2 separate regions of the Homo sapiens genome follow, and region 2 is linked to region 1. The links are chromatin loops, found by intact Hi-C in ENCODE. Cell type or tissue: MCF 10A. All regions are shown on one strand.

Region 1 (8,000 bases):
ATTCTCTCGTGGACTAGGGGAAGCCCAGGCTGTCTTTTCTTCCGAAATTTGTGGCAATCATCAAAAAAGAGCAGCTGTCAAATTCGCCTTCTGCCCCAGTGGGGCCACCAGGCCACTGCAGTCTTTCTTTAATTGGTTTATTAATCTTATAATGCAATACCATCCTCTGTCTCATTGTTCCTCACTAGCTCACCAGGCCTGGACTTTGTAAATATGTTTAATTAAGCTCCCAAAGCCACAAGCCTTCTCTCTTCTTGGTTACACTCTCCCACCAGGCCGACACCAGCCAGAACTGAAACAAACAACTGGCTCCGTCCCCCTGTCCATCTGCTCCCACGTGGGGGTGGGGATGCAAGGGGAGGACATTCTGCAGGAAGAAATATCCCCCACCCTAGATGAGAGGTGCTGCCTTCCATGGCAGGAGGCCTGCTGTTCTGTGGGGAAACATGAACTAGGTGTTCCAGAGAGAGAGGAGAGAAAAGGACACCATTCAAACTTGTGGGTATAAATCTCTCTTTCTTCTAGACACCCACATGTGTTTGGGAAGGAAATCTCCCTGCTACAAAGGAGTGGCTCTTCTCTAATATGTTTTGAGCTCCCACCCTGGAAACACAGGGGGTGCAGGGAAGCTGGTGGGGGCATGGGACATGAAGTCAGGAAGAGAAGGTGAAAATATCCGGAGACAGGTCTGGGGAAGAATTGCACTTGAACATGTTCTACAACTGCTGTGTGCATGTCTGTCTTACCCAATAAACCCCGAGTCCTAGCAGACAAGGATCAGTATCTAGCACAGTGCAGGGTGTGTAGGGGACATATAAGTTTGGAAGGAGAGAAGGAGGGAAAAAGGGAGCAAGGGGAAAAGGGAGGGAGGGAAGGAATGAAGAAAAAGCAGGTGGGTGGGTGGATGGACAGATGGATGATGTGGTAGGGATTTGAACCAGGGACCACATTCACTGTTATACAGACCATGTGGCTTCAGGAAACCAAACAATGGGGTTCTTTGCATAGAAGAGTCTCTTCCTAGGAAGGTATTCAGAGAGTTTGGTCAGAGATGGCTTATATGAAGTCTGCATTGGATACCACCAAAATAATGCCAGGAGGAAGGAAAAAAACCCAATCTCTACCACTTGTTTTGAAGACAAGATGCTAAACAACTCACTGCTTGGGTTGCAGAGGTTTTTAAAATTTATTCATGTATTTGTTTTTACTGAATTGTGTGCACAGGGCACTCAGAATATACAAAACAGTAAACATTAAATCTACCATCCGGATATTTCTAAACATCTGGGCATTTGGCATCACATTGACCCCAACATGTTGTCATATGACCGTGGAGTTGGAGCCCAGAGCAGACACAGGCAGAGGAGGCAGCACATGGAGAGGGGTGTTTAGCTCACCCATCCCAGAATGCCTGTGGATGTCCATGTCTCAAATACTCTGATGTATTGTCAGGCTATGTCCAAATTTTTAATTTGGAAACTATAGTCACAATAGATACAGGGATAAAAGAAACAGTATGAGGGAGAGGGAGAAAAAAAGGAAGAAAAGACAGGGAAGGAAAGACAGCAAATGAGAAAGGGACCTGGCTGGGGCACTTCTTTGAGCAGTGGGGATGGAACAGTTAGAAAACGCGTGCCACACCGTATGGCATTCCCAAGGGGTGCTGTTTCCACAGCCACCGTCTAACACTGTCGTGGGCTGTTCTCATCCCAACCCCAAGGCTCAGATGGAAATAGCCCAAGCACTAGGTTCCCCTGGAGCTTACCTTACACCAGGTTTAGTAACACTGTCGTTTTCCTCACCTCAGTGGTGTGGGACAGAGAGGGAAGAGTGAGAATCTCCCCATTCTACAGACAGGGAAGCCAAGGCTCGGGAGGGAACAGAAGGTAGCCAGCGATGAGCTGAAAGGTGGAGGTAAATCTAAGCTCCTTGTTTCCAGGGTGACATCTGGATGTTTTTCCCTTTTTTTTTTTTTTTTGAGACAGAGTCTCCCTCTGTCGCCCAAGCTGGAGTGCAGTGGCACAATCTCAGCTCACTGCAGCCCCTACCTCCCAGGTTCAAGCAATTCTCCTGCCTCAGCCTCCCGAGTAGCTGGGACTACAGCATGCACCAGCACACCTGGCTAATTTTTATGTTTTTAGTAGAAATGGGGTTTCACCATGTTGGCCAGGCTGGTCTTGAACTCCTGACCTTAAGTGATCCACCAGCCTCAGCCCCGCAAAGTGCTGGGATTACAGGTGTAAGCCACCGCACATGACCATTTTCCTTTTCTAGAGGTAAGAGCTCAGAGAAGCCTTAATTGAAATAATTCCCCGCTACCCACATATAGATCAAAAGACAGGCAAGATGAGGCGAGACTGTTTGGAAGCCTGGAGAAGATTGGCACCACTTTAAACATGGCCCTCCACATACACACCTCCTCATACCCAAACATACACATGTTCATGCCACATGTCCTTAAGATTTATTTTGTTAAACCCATGAAGTGAAGACCATCCTCTCTACAGAGTCCCCCTGCCTGCCTGCCTGCCTGCCTAGAATCTCCCTGTGTTTTTATTTCCTGTACTGGGTGATTGATTACAGAAGAGCAAATTAGCTCCTACTGCTTTTAAGATGCATTTTCTTTCTTAAAGAGAAGATGATGTGAGCATTACTTCTCCCTGTCCACTGTGTGCCTTGGCTTTGGGCCTGTAGTCACTGCAGCTTTGGTAGGGCCTTCCTGGAAGGGAGGAGTACAGCAGCATCTGCTAGCCTGCAGCTAGGCCCACCCTGGGGGCCCAGTCCTGCACCCACTCTGCTTTCCCCAGGCTTCTCCTCCTGTCCCAGGAGACTCTCTGGTTACTCCAAACTATTTTCACCCTTCTCTCTGTACCAATACATGTGAATTCAGTTGCCTAGCAGAGTAGATGCTGTTGAATGAATGATGAAGTAAATGATGAATGAATTATAAAGACTAAAATCTCAACTTAATGAAATAAATGTGCTCTGGGCTCCAAAGCATGCTCCCCTGCCCACATCTCTGTCTCTCTCCTCTCTCTGTCTCTCTGTCCTCTCTCTCTCTCTCTCTCTCTCTCTCTCTCTCGTGGGTCTTGCTATTCAAAGTAGTTCCTGGACCAGCAACATCAGCAGTCACCTGGGAGCAAGGTTCCAAGGAGACCTATATACAAATTAAACCTCGAGAAGCACTGCTGTGTGGTCCTGAGTGGAGGCAGGCTGGTAGACAAAATGATCTCTCAAGGCCCCTCATTGCTTTACATGTCTCTCAACATGATCTCAGATAAAGACGGTTACGAGAAGACTTAGCCCAGGGTCACTGTACACCTACAGGGCCGGCCTGGAATGTGGAAGGTAGAATTTCAACTCTTTCCCTCCCGGTCTAGTCCTTCCTGCTGTAATGCTCCTTTGGAGGTCCCAGCTGACAGAGTCAGAGCACAGCATGGCTTTGCTCTAACTAATTGCCAACAGTTGGCTGAAGCTACATTTGTTATTCAAAAAGCCTCATTAATCTCCTAATGCCAGTGTAGCCATGGCTGCTAATGGTGCCTCTCATCTCCCCACACCCAGTTCCGGATGGGGCATCCTGGCTCCTGGCAGCAGAGCAGCAGGAAATGGCTTCCTTCTCAGAAGGCTAAGCTAGTATCTGGGGTCATGGAGCCGGGCTGATTTAGAACCTGGCTGAGTTCCACCTGTGGATGGAGTGGTACTAGGAGGCTGGACTCAAATCTGGGTCATCCTTGGGTCACAGAGCCTTGGAATGGTTCAGGTAGGTGGAAGAATGGATTATAGAATACCACAAGAAGGCTTATGTGAGACCTCTTGGATGAGCTGAGCTGAGCTGCCCCCTCACAGCCAAATCAAGAAATCCACTGCTTGTCTCTTGGGTATAGGGATGGGCTCTATCTCGCGAAACCCTGCAGCATGTTTGGACATGGAAGAGGTGCCTTCCAGAAAGCTCATGATGGGGAAGTCCTGAACAACTAGAGAGCCTTTGCCAAGGTTGAATCGAGGTTGAAACCTGCATGTATCCTATGGCCCAGAGAACATGATTTCAGTGCTTTCCTGTCTTCTTTCTCTAAGTTCTGCCTCTGTGGGTCTGTCTTTCCACGACTATAAACTCCGAAGGGACGGGATCTGCTGTGTCTTTCACACCTAACCCCTCACATCCCCAGTACTGGCCCTGCTGACTCATGAGCCATCCACCTGACTCACAGTCAGATATGGAGGTACAGGAGAGAGTATGAGGGGGACGGGAAGAAGGAGAAATAGCAGAGGAGAAAAAGGAGCAAGCAAAGAAGAGAGCTGGCAGAGCATACCTCTGGGCAGGGAGAATACGATGAGTATCAAGAATAAGACGCTCCGTGAAGACTCATGCCACTGCCCCCAGTGGCTATGGGTCTGGACCCAGATGGGTGCACCAACCGCAGCAGCAGGGCTGAGACAGGCGCAGCCTAGGAGGGCTCCATCCTCTTTTTACTTCCAAAATTTTATTATAACATTTTCCAGACAGAAAAATTGAAAGAATTTCACAGAAAATGCCCAATATAGATAGTGGGTATATAGGTGCCCATCTTTTTCGCTGTTTTTGTTTTTCCAAGGGACCAGATCCTCTGGCCTCGATCAATTCAATCCCATCAGTATTGCCCAAGCTTAGATGCGCGGGCAGCCTTCTCACCAGCCATTATTAAGGTATTTGTTAGAACAACACTGCCCCCTGCTGACTACAGGCTCTCACTTCTCTGGGACGGCTCTGCCTTGCAAAGGGCTAAGAGAGGGCTGGATCAGATTGTTCCTTCCCAGCCCTTTGCTTTGTCCCTCCCGTGTCTACCCTTAGCTTTGCCTCCACCCTCAACTTTAGTTCCTGGGGCACCCGCCCAGGCACAGCAATGAGCACCCGACTGAGACTCAGACAAGCTCAGACAATTAAGCAATGTGTGAGGCCAGCAAATGTCTTTTATCTTCATTTTTCTACAACTTTTCACTGAGTACTGCTTGTGTGAGGTGCAGCACTAGGGCTGTAGGCAGGGCAAAGCTATGTCTCCAGGCTGTGGATAAATAACTTGACCGCCTGGAGCCTCACTTTCCTCCTCTGTGAAATAGGGATCATCAGACTCTTTCTTTTCTGCTTCAGAGAGGGGCTGTCAAGCAAAGAATGAGAAAGAGCGCAATGAACCTGATGGTTTCAGACATAACTGGGAAGATCTAGAAAGCATTCACCTTCTTAAGGCTACAACTGAACCTATTTCCAGGTGATTTCTTAACTTCAGGTAAGTAGCTTGGGCCTTAGTATATGTATTAGTCCGTTTTCACGCTGCTGATAAAGACATACTCAAGACTGGGGAATTTATAAAAGAAAGAGGTTTAATTGACTCACAGTTCAGCATGGCTGGGGAGGCCTCACAATCATGGTGGAAGATGAAGGAAGAGCAAAGGAACATCTTACGTGGTGGCTAACAAAGAAAAAATGAGAGTCAAGCAAAAGGGGTTTCCCCTTATAAAACCGTCAGCTCTATTGAGACTTATTCACTACCGTGAGAACAGTATGGGGGACACTATCCCGATGATTCAATTATCTCCCACCAGGTCCCTCCCACAACACATGGGAATCATGGGAGCTACAATTCACAATGAGATTTGGGTGGGGACAGAGCCAAACCACATCAGTATATTTGTAGTTAAATATTCTCAGGTGTTTAGTGTTTAAATATCTCTACCAAAGGAAAGAAGTAAAGCAGAATGGATCATCCCAAACACTGGTGGCCTCTGGGGCAAGCTCCCTGTATAACTGGAAGCTGACAGAGCGAGATCTCACCTCAGGCTTCTGGCACCTGTTTCATTCAAGATCAGTTACAGCTGTGGTTCTCAATCCTGAGCTAGATCAGAATTACCTGAGGGAGTTGTTAAAACCCAGACTCTGGCCCCATCCTCAGCCTCTGATTCAGCTTGCGTGGGGTGAAGCCTGGGGGTTTGCATCTCTTAAACATCCCCCGATACTTACCTGGGACCAGACTGGGAACCACTGAGCTCGGCTCCGCTTTGGCAACAACTCCTGAATCTCAGTGACTTTGCACCACAGAAGTTTATTTTTCGCTTGTGCTACCCATGGATAAGAAAGAGTCAGTGCAGCTCTGCTCCACATAGTCACTCAAGAGCCCAGGCCCACTTAGGTCCCCCCACCCACCTTATAGCTGCAGCTTCTGGAACATGTGACCTTCTTGGTTGCTGTGGCACAGGAAAAGAAACTGAAGAATCATGTGTGGGCTTTTAACTGTCTCAGCCCAGAAGTGATGATATAAGCCACATGCACTCACATTTCACTGACCAGAGCTACTCACATGGCCCTGCCCACATTCCAGGCAGGAGTCTTCCATGTCTCTAGAAGAAGTGGATTGGATGTTGGTGAATGCTTGTACTTGTGGGGACAAGAATGACTTTATTTTAAATGGTAATTCATCATGTAACTTATGACTAACCCCGAGTCCAGGAATGCCTCCAAAATGTCTAGTTGATGTATTACTCTTTATGTAGGAACATCTATTCATTGTAAGTTTCCTCCAAAACAACCCTTGTAGTTGCAGAAATCAAAGGCTGTGACACCCATAGCCATCTACACATCCCTTCCAGAGCATGTATGCTTTTTCTTCAAGATATAAGCCCTGGGTCTGGGGGGTGTTGTGGTGCAGAGATCTACCTGTCTTGGGACCACCCAAGACCTTGCTTCTGCCTGTAAGTTCCCCATAATAAATCATTCAAAACTGACAAACTATATTTGTCTGCCTCTTTCTTTGGTTACTTGGCTCCTTCTGCATTTGGAGGTTGCCTTATACATGCGGCCCTTTCATGGAACAGTACTGTCAACCATACCAAGCAAGCATATCTCTTTTCACTCTCAAGAACATGTGTGATCACAGCAAAATGGGGTGGTGGTTAGCGGGAACAAATATCTGGCCTCATAAGTCTTGGTCATTTATGATGATGATGATGATGATGATGACAGAAAATAACTACTGAGTGCTCACTATGTTCCAGGAACTGTTCTAAGTAGTTTTTGTGTATCAACTCGTTTAACCCTCACAATAACCTTACATGGTAAGTACCATTTATACCCATTTTATAAATGAGGAAACTGAGGCAAAGTGTGATTACATCGCTCACCCAGGTCATAGAGCTATAAGAGACACAGCTGGGATTATAATCCAACCAGTCTGACACCAGAGTCCATGTTTTAAATCACTGTTCTGCTCTATCACTACCCAGCTAACTTTATTTTTGAAGATAAGAGGAGACTATAGTAGAAGGCCTGATTATGATTAATAGATAAGTGAATAGTTCAAACCCGAATAATCCAAATACAAACAGTTCTACAGAGAGGGGATCCCCACCCAAGCATCTCTACTGATATCCCAAATATGCCCAAATATGTCAAAATGGTTTCCAGTTCCAACAGAAGGGCTTTCAGGGTCCTCACCAATGCCCCACAATGTCTGGAAGGCCATTCAGGTAGTGTCTGTTCCCCCCTAAAATCACACTCTTCCTAGTAAATTGATCAGGAGGATGGACAATTTTTTTTTTTTTTTTTTGCATTTCTCAAAGAATTGCCTCCCAGGTCATACAGATCCCCCTTAGGAGGATCTTATGCCCACTTTCCTCCCTGTTTCCCCCTACACTTCCCCTTGGCCCTATTCCATCTGGAAAGACAAACTGTAGAGTCCCCAACCTGACCCAAGCATCTACTCTTTCTCTACCCTGGTGGGCCAGTGGCAGGTTCTTATTTGACAATATCATCATAAGAGGATTTAAGTCTTAGCATCAGTAAGAAAAAGCAATTCTTCAGGTTGAAGCATCTACACAAAAAATAACCTTTCTCCCTACTGATTGTGATAGCCTCTTGTAACTTCAATAAGTATGCTATTAAAAACTCTGTTTCTTTATTCTGTCTCACCAAATACCCCCTCCCCACAATAAATTGAGAAATGAAATATATATATATATGAGATAGAAAA
Region 2 (8,000 bases), 53 kb before region 1:
GAAATCACCCCCACACTGTTTGGGAAGCCTGGATTCTGGTCTTGGCTTTTTTTGCCACAGCAGAATAACTTCAGTGAGCCACATAAGCTCCCAGAGTGCAGTTCCTGCATCGGTAAAGTAAATTGTTATTAGGCTCACATGACAATTCAGAGGGCGGTAGAGAATGCAGTGCTAGTGTGAATCTATGACACCTGTGATAAAGATAATTCCATCTCTGATTATGATAATGACCAAGGCCTGATAAGGGCTCCTGTGTGTTCATTACTCTGAGGCAAGACAGAGGGTGCAGTGAGTGGGCAGTTACTCCATACCCACAACTCCCCCAGTGGGCAGCTCCCAGAAAGTCCAATTAGCAGCCTTGCACCCTGCCTGGTCCTAGACAACTCTGGATCCCCGGAGAAGCTGCCGTCATCTCTCTCCCTCTCTGATTTTATTAGGATCATAATTGTACATTTCTCCACTTACCTGTGGGGATGAAAGGGCATCAGTGTTTCCATAATGCATGACTCTAGGCGTGAGGCTGGTGCCCCACGCATCACTTCTCATTGCAATGATGCAGCACCAAAAAGCCATCCTTCATCATGTGGAAAACACTCCCCATATTGCAGTGTCTCTATTTGCAACAGCCTCCAGGATATTCATGTGATAGATCATATATTTGCCTGAATCAATATTTCCCTGACACTGGGAAGTCCGCCATCCATCCGTCCCATTTTGTTTGATGGAGCTCTTCTGTGTTGCCTTTACTCAGGCTGACGGGATCACAAGCCCTCCTTCCCCACCTGACAGATGATGTCCAGATGAAGGATTGCTTCATAAATTAGCATCTTGGGAGCAGAGCCCCCAGAACTCAAGCAACCCTGCACAACAATGGAGCAGACAGCAAGGAGACATGGCATGAAGGGCAAAGGCATAGAACTTGAGCTGGCTATTAAGTATATATTACCTTTGTTTTTAATATAAATTTTTAAATTGTAAGTTTTTGTGACTTAATTTATAGTAATGGCCATGTTTAACAATTGGCTGGCCGGGCGTGGTGGCTCACGGCTGTAATCTCAGCACTTTGGGAGGCCGAGGTGGGTGGATCACGAGGTCAGGAGTTTGTGACCGGCCTGGCCAATATGGTGAAACTCTGTCTCTACTAAAAATACAAAAATTAGCCAGGCGTGGTGCTGCACACCTGTAGTCCCAGCTACTCAGGAGGCTGAGGCAGAAGAATTGCTTGAACCTGGGAGGCGGAGATTGCAGTGAGCCGAGGAGATGGGGCCACTGCACTCCAGCCTGGGCGACAGAGCAAGACTCCGTTTCAAAAAAAAAAAAAAATTGGCTGAAGATTTCATAACCGGTTCTTGTGAGGTGGCTCAAGTTGGCTCCAGTACACCACTGCGTACCTGCCTTCCTTCCTGGCTCCCTGTGACCTGTGACCTGCTCAGTTCTGGCCTCTTTATCCTTCACCTGGATGATTTTAATAGCCTGCTAATCTGTGTCTCAGCTTCTAGTCTCCTCTATTCCAACTGATATGGTTTGAGTGTGTGCTCTACCAAATCTCATGCTGAAATGTCATCCCCAGTATTGGAGGTGTGGCCTGGTGGAAGGTGTTCGGACCATGGGGGTGGATCCCTCATGAATGGCTTAGTGCCATCTCCTTGGTGATGAGTTCATGTGAGATCCGATTGTTTAAAAGTGTCTGGCACCTCCCACTCTCTCTTTCTTGCTCCCGCTCTCACCATGTGAGATGCCTGTTCCTGCTTCACCTCCTCCCATGATTGTAAGCAGCCCAAGGCCGCACTAGAAGCCAAGCAGATGCTTCCTGTGCAGCCTGCAGAACTGTGAGTCAATTAAACCTCTTTTCTTTTAAATTAACCAGTCTCAAGTATTTCTTTATAGCAATCCAAGAATGGCCTAACACACTCACCATCCAGTTTTATCTTTCCAAAATGTAGCTCCTAGTCTCCCCTGCTCAAAGACGTTAACTCTCCAGTGACTCTGAATGAAACATATGCTTTTTCTAAACAGCCAATGTCCTGTACGAAGCCTAAGATCCCCAAACTTTCTAGTTTTATCTCTCAAGCAGTGATGTGCAGCTCCCTAGCACTTCAGAGACTGACAAGCGTGGGTCTGAAGTTTGCTTTTGTCATTTATTAGCTGGGTGACCTGGGGCAAGGTATTTAACTTTACTGACGATTACTTTCCCCACCTGAAAAATGGATAAATTAATAGAGTTGTTAGGAGGATTAAATAAGATCATATGTAATACTCCAAGAACAGTGACCAGTCCATTTTAGGCATCCAATAATAGCAATGGCATCAGCTTCTTTTTATGAATTCCTCTTATGTATAAACACGGGTTCTTTATCTCATTTTATCTCATTGTTACCCCAAACTGATAGATCATTAGAGAAGTTTGTCAGCCTTTTCTGTTAAATGCAGAGTCACATCTCTCATGAAAATGCTACACTCTGAAGCCAATCTGTTTTACTTCTTACTCCTTACAAGTGCCTACCTTTTCCACATCTAAGCTTTTGCTCCTACACTCCTACACCTCTCAAAAACTCAGCCATCCACTCAAAAATAAAAAGACAACCGAATTAAAAAGCATCTGTGCCTGACCTGGGCCCAGGATTTGAATAGACATATGTCCCCCAACACCAAAAAAAAAAAATACAAATAGCTAATAAGCACATGAAAAGATGCTCAACATCATTAGTCATCAGGGAAATGCAAATCAAAACCACAACGAGATACCACTTCACACCCTCCAGGATGTCTATCATCAAAAAGACAGACTATAACAAGGACACTGATAAATTGAAACCCTTATTTATTGCTGGTGGGAATGCGGTAAGGTGCAGCCACTTTGAAAAACAGTTTGGCAATTCCTCAAAAAGTTAGACATAGGGATAATATATGACCTAGCAATTCCACTCCTAGGTATACACCCAAGAGAAATGAAAACATGTCCACATAAAAACATGCAGATGAAAGAACTGCACCATTTCTCATAATAGGCAAAAAGTGGAAACAACCCAAATGTTCATTAATAGATGAATGAATAAACAAACATGGGGAATATCTATACAATGGAATATTTTTCGGCCATGAAAAGAAATGAAGTACCGACACCTTTTACAACATGGACAAACCTTGAAAACATTATGCTAAGTTGAAGAAGACAGCCACAAAAAACTATAATTCCATTAATATAAAATACCTAGAATAGGCACATCTATAGAGACAGAAAGTAGACTAGTGGTTGCCTAGGGCTGGGGAGTGAGGGGTGAATGGGGCTGACTGCTCATGACTGCATGTTTCTGTTAGAGGCGACAAAAATGTTCTAAACTTAGATTGTGACAATGGTTGTGTACCTCTGTGAATATACTAAAAACCACTGCATTGTATGCTTTAAATGAGTGAATTTTATAGTATTTGAAGTATATCTCAATAAAGATGTTTTTTAAAAAAGAATACCTTGAAAAAAATTCCATCCGTCCATCAAAGCTTATTGCAGGGGGTGGGGGGCCCTTCCTAGTGCTCACCTTCCTACTCCAAAGTGGCTGCCATTGCTCCTGCTCTTGAGTCCCAGTATTCACTGAGTGTTGTTTCTTCTGTCATTTCTCACCTTTTGTTTCCTATTGTAGTTGTCTCTGTATTACTTTTATCTATTACATTAAGTGGCCTCAATTTTGTGAATATGTAAAATGGAACAGATTCAGTAGTGTTTTCATAAGATCACTCACCCTTGTATTCTGTTTTTTCACACAGGGAAGAAAAGAATGGTGTTTCAGTTCACACAAGAAGCTGTGCCTGACTTGGGCCCAGTCACTAGAGCATGTTGCAGACAAGAATGACATCCATCATAGTGTGTGTGTGTGTGTGTGTGTGTGTGTGTGTGTGTGTCGAGTGTGGTAGCTAGTAGATCTCCAAACTGGGTAAAATCTGCAGAGCCATGATTGAGTTTTGCAGGCTGGGTCTTCTCCATGTCCCCAGGCCCAGGGCTGTACCTCAGCTACAAATCCAAGGAATATGTGTGGAATCCTTCCCTTGGCATTCAGTTTGAGACTCTGTCACCAACATAAGATCAAGGAAACCTGCTGACAGGGTGGCCACCAAGGACAAAACGAAACTAATTCTTCAGTGGTTTTAAGTGTTTCTTTCACCAGGGGGCATTTTCCTTTGGAACGACAAGTTGTCTTTGTTTTTATTTATAAACAAAAATTTGCTGCCACTTCCAGCTTCCCTCAGGGTGAGCCCTATGCACCCAGATGAGCAGAGAAAGGCTGGTTTTTTTCCTTTGTCACTGGGCCCTCCACGGGGACATAGGAGACTGGTACAAGTCCTGTATTTAGGCACAAAGTATTGAGCCATGTCGGCAAGACCAGGAGGAGGTGCAGGATAAGGAGAGGGTGTCATCGACCACAAAACTGTGACACAGAGGCAAAGAGGCAGAAGTAGGGGAAGGCTAGTCCGCTCAGGGCAAAGGGAGGAGGCCTTTACAAATGAGAGACTCGGCAGCCTCTCTGGAAATGGGAACTTGTGCTGAAGTTGGCTCTCATGGAGAGCTCCTGGAAATCGAATTTAACTCTTTTCCCCCAGTGAAGATCAAGCAGAGAAAACAGAGGCAATCCATTTTCAGAGTGTGGCCCAAGTAGTCAGTTGCTGCCAGGGTGTCACTGATGCCTCATTTGCTGGTCACCGACATTGAGGTGAAAATACACAACAATTGGCATATGTGCATGCACGCGCTCAAAACGCACACACACTACCCCCACTTGCAGCTGGCACTGTGGGTGCTAAAGCTGATCTACAGATGCAGGGAACATGGATGTGCTGCTTATAAGCCTGAGCTGGGAGACAAACCCATAGTGCTCTTCTTTTGGAACCAGATGGGAAAGGCATTCATGTATCGCCACCTAATGGTACTTACACCTCATTACAGTCTTGGACCTGTTCACCATCAACAGGTAGATGGGTCCACTGAGGACTCACAATGAAAGATGTAAACTTGGACTTCAACTTCCAAATGCATATCCCAACTCTCTGGTCACAGCTCATGGTTGGGCCTTAATGAGTGTGTGCAGGGCTGGTTACCAGCGCTGCCTCCGTGCCCCTATTCCACATCCTGTACCTTTTGGCTGCTCTCAGCTATTTCTCTTATACTTCCTAGGATCCCCTTTAGCACAAAGCTTTGATCCCTTTTAACAGGCACTCCTGAGGACTATTACTCCAACAGTTATCACTCACTTTTCCAGATGTAGAATCAGGTGCCGAGGACGGGTCTACCAAGTGATTCTGCCTAGAGCCAACCTGCCACATCTGCCTTCGCCCTATGCTCCAGGTTCCAGCCTGCCTTCGTGGATAAGCCCTGGGTCAATGGGATTTGAAAACCAAAGGATATTTCATCCCCTGCTGCAGGCTCAAGGGCTTAAGGGCTGACAACTCGCTGAAGTCTGGGGAGGTCTTTTTGGCCTCTTTCACCTGCCGGTTATATCAAACCCCTGAGGTTAGCTGAGTGGCCCCTGTTGACTTTTGAGAGCCCCAGGTGATTGGAAATCCTGAGTAACCAATAAGGAAGAAAGGGCCTTTGGGGTTGACCAAACTCTAGAGTGTTTATATTCGTGAGAGCAGGCTACAATGGCCCTGCATCTGCCCTCCTCTCCCTGGGCTCAGCAGTTACTCTCTCCAGCTTCTTTCAACAAAAAGAGTGGGTCCTTGCTTCCTTTTAAAGGTTGGAAGAACAAAGTCCAGAGATGTTTAGCCAGTTGCCCATGATCACACAATGGAGCCCAGTGGAGAGAAAGCTAGGACCTGGGTCCCTCAACTCCCAAGCCTTGGCACCTCCTTCTCAGGCTGGCCTGGACTTCAGACACCCCTGATGAATGCCCCTCTCTGTGAAATGGCATTGACATTGTAAAATGCACTTTGGTTGGTTGGAAGGTAAAGAGTTGTCTTAAGTGACAGGTCCCTGAATCTACTGTACCTTTGAGTAGAGTGCAGTATGAGAAGCTGAAACCATTGGTGTTTAAGTAAATGTACAAGCTGTTCACATGCTCTATTCTCTTAGCTGCAATAGTGGAAGGTTCTAATGCCCTAGGTAGGGGTGGGAAAACCTGGTTGTGACAAACCTCTCTCTCTCTCTCTCTCTCTCTCTCCTCTCTTTTTCTCTCCTACTGTCTCTTTTCTTTTCTATCTTTCCTCTTCCTTCTCCATCCCTCTTTCAAGTTCTTCCTCAGTAATTCCCTACGGTATTTGACCAGGCATTTCTTTTAAAAAAGAATATTCAGGAATTTTTTAAGCCCAAATGCAACTCTTTCCCCTGATTTTGTAAATACTCCTCTACCTAAACATCCCACCCTCCCTTAAAGTCAGCTGGAGGAAAGTCCTAATCATCTTTCCTCTGAACTGGATGGACTCGGGGAGGAACCCATGAAAGAATTATTCATTCTATCACACGAATATGGTATGAAAGCAGTCCTCTCTGTTTTTCCCACTGCATATGGCATACTCCATTAAGAGGTGGATCCAAATGTTACCCAGCCATAGCCAGGAAGACCAGAGAGGGTTGGACGGGCTAAAGATGCTTCTACATGTGCTAGGCACAGGAGACACCAGCCATCTGTTAAGGGGCTAATCTAAACTCTGTTCATAAAATGCTCAACAGAAATTGCTGGCAACAACACATTGTCCTTTGATTATGAATCCAGCTGTCCATTCTAGAATAAGGAAAATTGATCCCCTAATAATACAACTAACTTTTTTGGTACAGAACTTACCTAGTTTTTGAACTGAAAGGCTCGTGTCCTGAGAAATTTCTTAGTCTTAGGCAAACTAAGGTGGTCTCTATAGACCCCAACGTTGTGCTGTTGCTGCTGCTGCTGAGATGATCTCCTTCACCTTTTCTTACACCTTTGCAATAATCTTCCATAGCTGTGAGTAACCTAGATGCATCTCTTCCTGTACCCATGAGGTACCTAGCCTGCAGGATGGTATTCTCCCTCCGCACCCCTGCTCCATGTCCACCAACCTGGTTCAACTTCTTTTGTCCATCAATAATTCCCTGGCTTATTCTATTCATTTTCTAGTTTGAAATACTTGACATCTTTGCTTAGACCCTCTCCTGCATTGCCTATATGCAATTAATCACCAAGTCCTATTGACTTTTATTTTGAGATGTTTGTGGAATCTGCCTTTGTCCATCTTTACTACCATGACAATAACAATAATGATAAAAATAAACTCCAACTTTAAGGACCAATCAGAGTGGACTCAAGAAAGAATGGAAGGAAAGAAATAGGAATCAACACGTATATAGGATTCAGAATTTCTCAAAATTATTTGATGATGAAACTTACTTTTCACAGAACAGCTCTTGGGACCATTGTTCCATGAAATACAGTTTGGTAAAGGCTCATCTAACCCACAAATGGACTGTTGTGCAGAATTAGAAAGAATGTTCAAAACCATCAAGACAAGTTCTACAATTTTATACATGAAAACTCTGAGACCTCAGGAGATAAAGTGGCCCAAGCCACACAGCTCACTTCTGGGAGACCCAGGCTTTGAATCAAGTACTGAGTTCCTTACTCTCCACCATCCACTACTCCCTACCAGATGCCCTGCATTCTGAAATAGCCTCCTATCTTCACTGAAGTCCTACTCGTAATTCAAGGTCAAGCTTACTCTTTAGCTCCTCTACATTCTTTGTCAGTCATACAAGCCTACACTGATACCAATCTTGGCTGAATTTCAATAACAGTTACTTTTATCATTATGTTTGCTACCTTGTATTAGGCACTATAAACAACTAGTCCACGTACCACTACATGCCCAACTTATGCCCATGGCATTCATTGCTAATCCACCAGATCATCCTTTTCAATTGAGCCCAGAAAGAGCTTCAGAATCATTTTCAGCATAATACTCTAGATAGCCATAGCCAGCCAGCCATGATTAGCACGTGAGATGAAACTTCTTTAGGCCCAACTTTGTTGTTTAATTATTTC

What was found. Hi-C counts contacts between places; a loop is a spot of excess contacts. Peaks named below come from ENCODE experiments on the same cell type or tissue, not always from the same donor. Only the 100,000 strongest peaks of a DNase experiment are listed, where the experiment ranks them.
Region 2: it touches region 1 in a loop (8-fold over the local background); 6 of 110 quality-filtered maps call a loop at or near these places.

What each region holds. Positions count from the first base shown.
Region 1 is chr1:209,561,541-209,569,540 of GRCh38, forward strand. LOC105372899 (a long non-coding RNA gene) reads right to left here and starts at 6,283. Exons shown (of 3, transcript XR_922537.2): 1 at 6,179-6,283; 2 at 5,996-6,093; 3 at 5,408-5,447. In MCF 10A, a CTCF peak has its summit at 4,723 (motif pointing left); DNase peaks (open chromatin) are centred at 4,711 and 6,371.
Region 2 is chr1:209,508,596-209,516,595 of GRCh38, forward strand. No RefSeq gene overlaps it. Among named protein-coding and RNA genes, the nearest start is that of CAMK1G, 71 kb to the right of the region's middle. In MCF 10A, a CTCF peak has its summit at 4,917 (motif pointing left); a DNase peak (open chromatin) is centred at 4,896.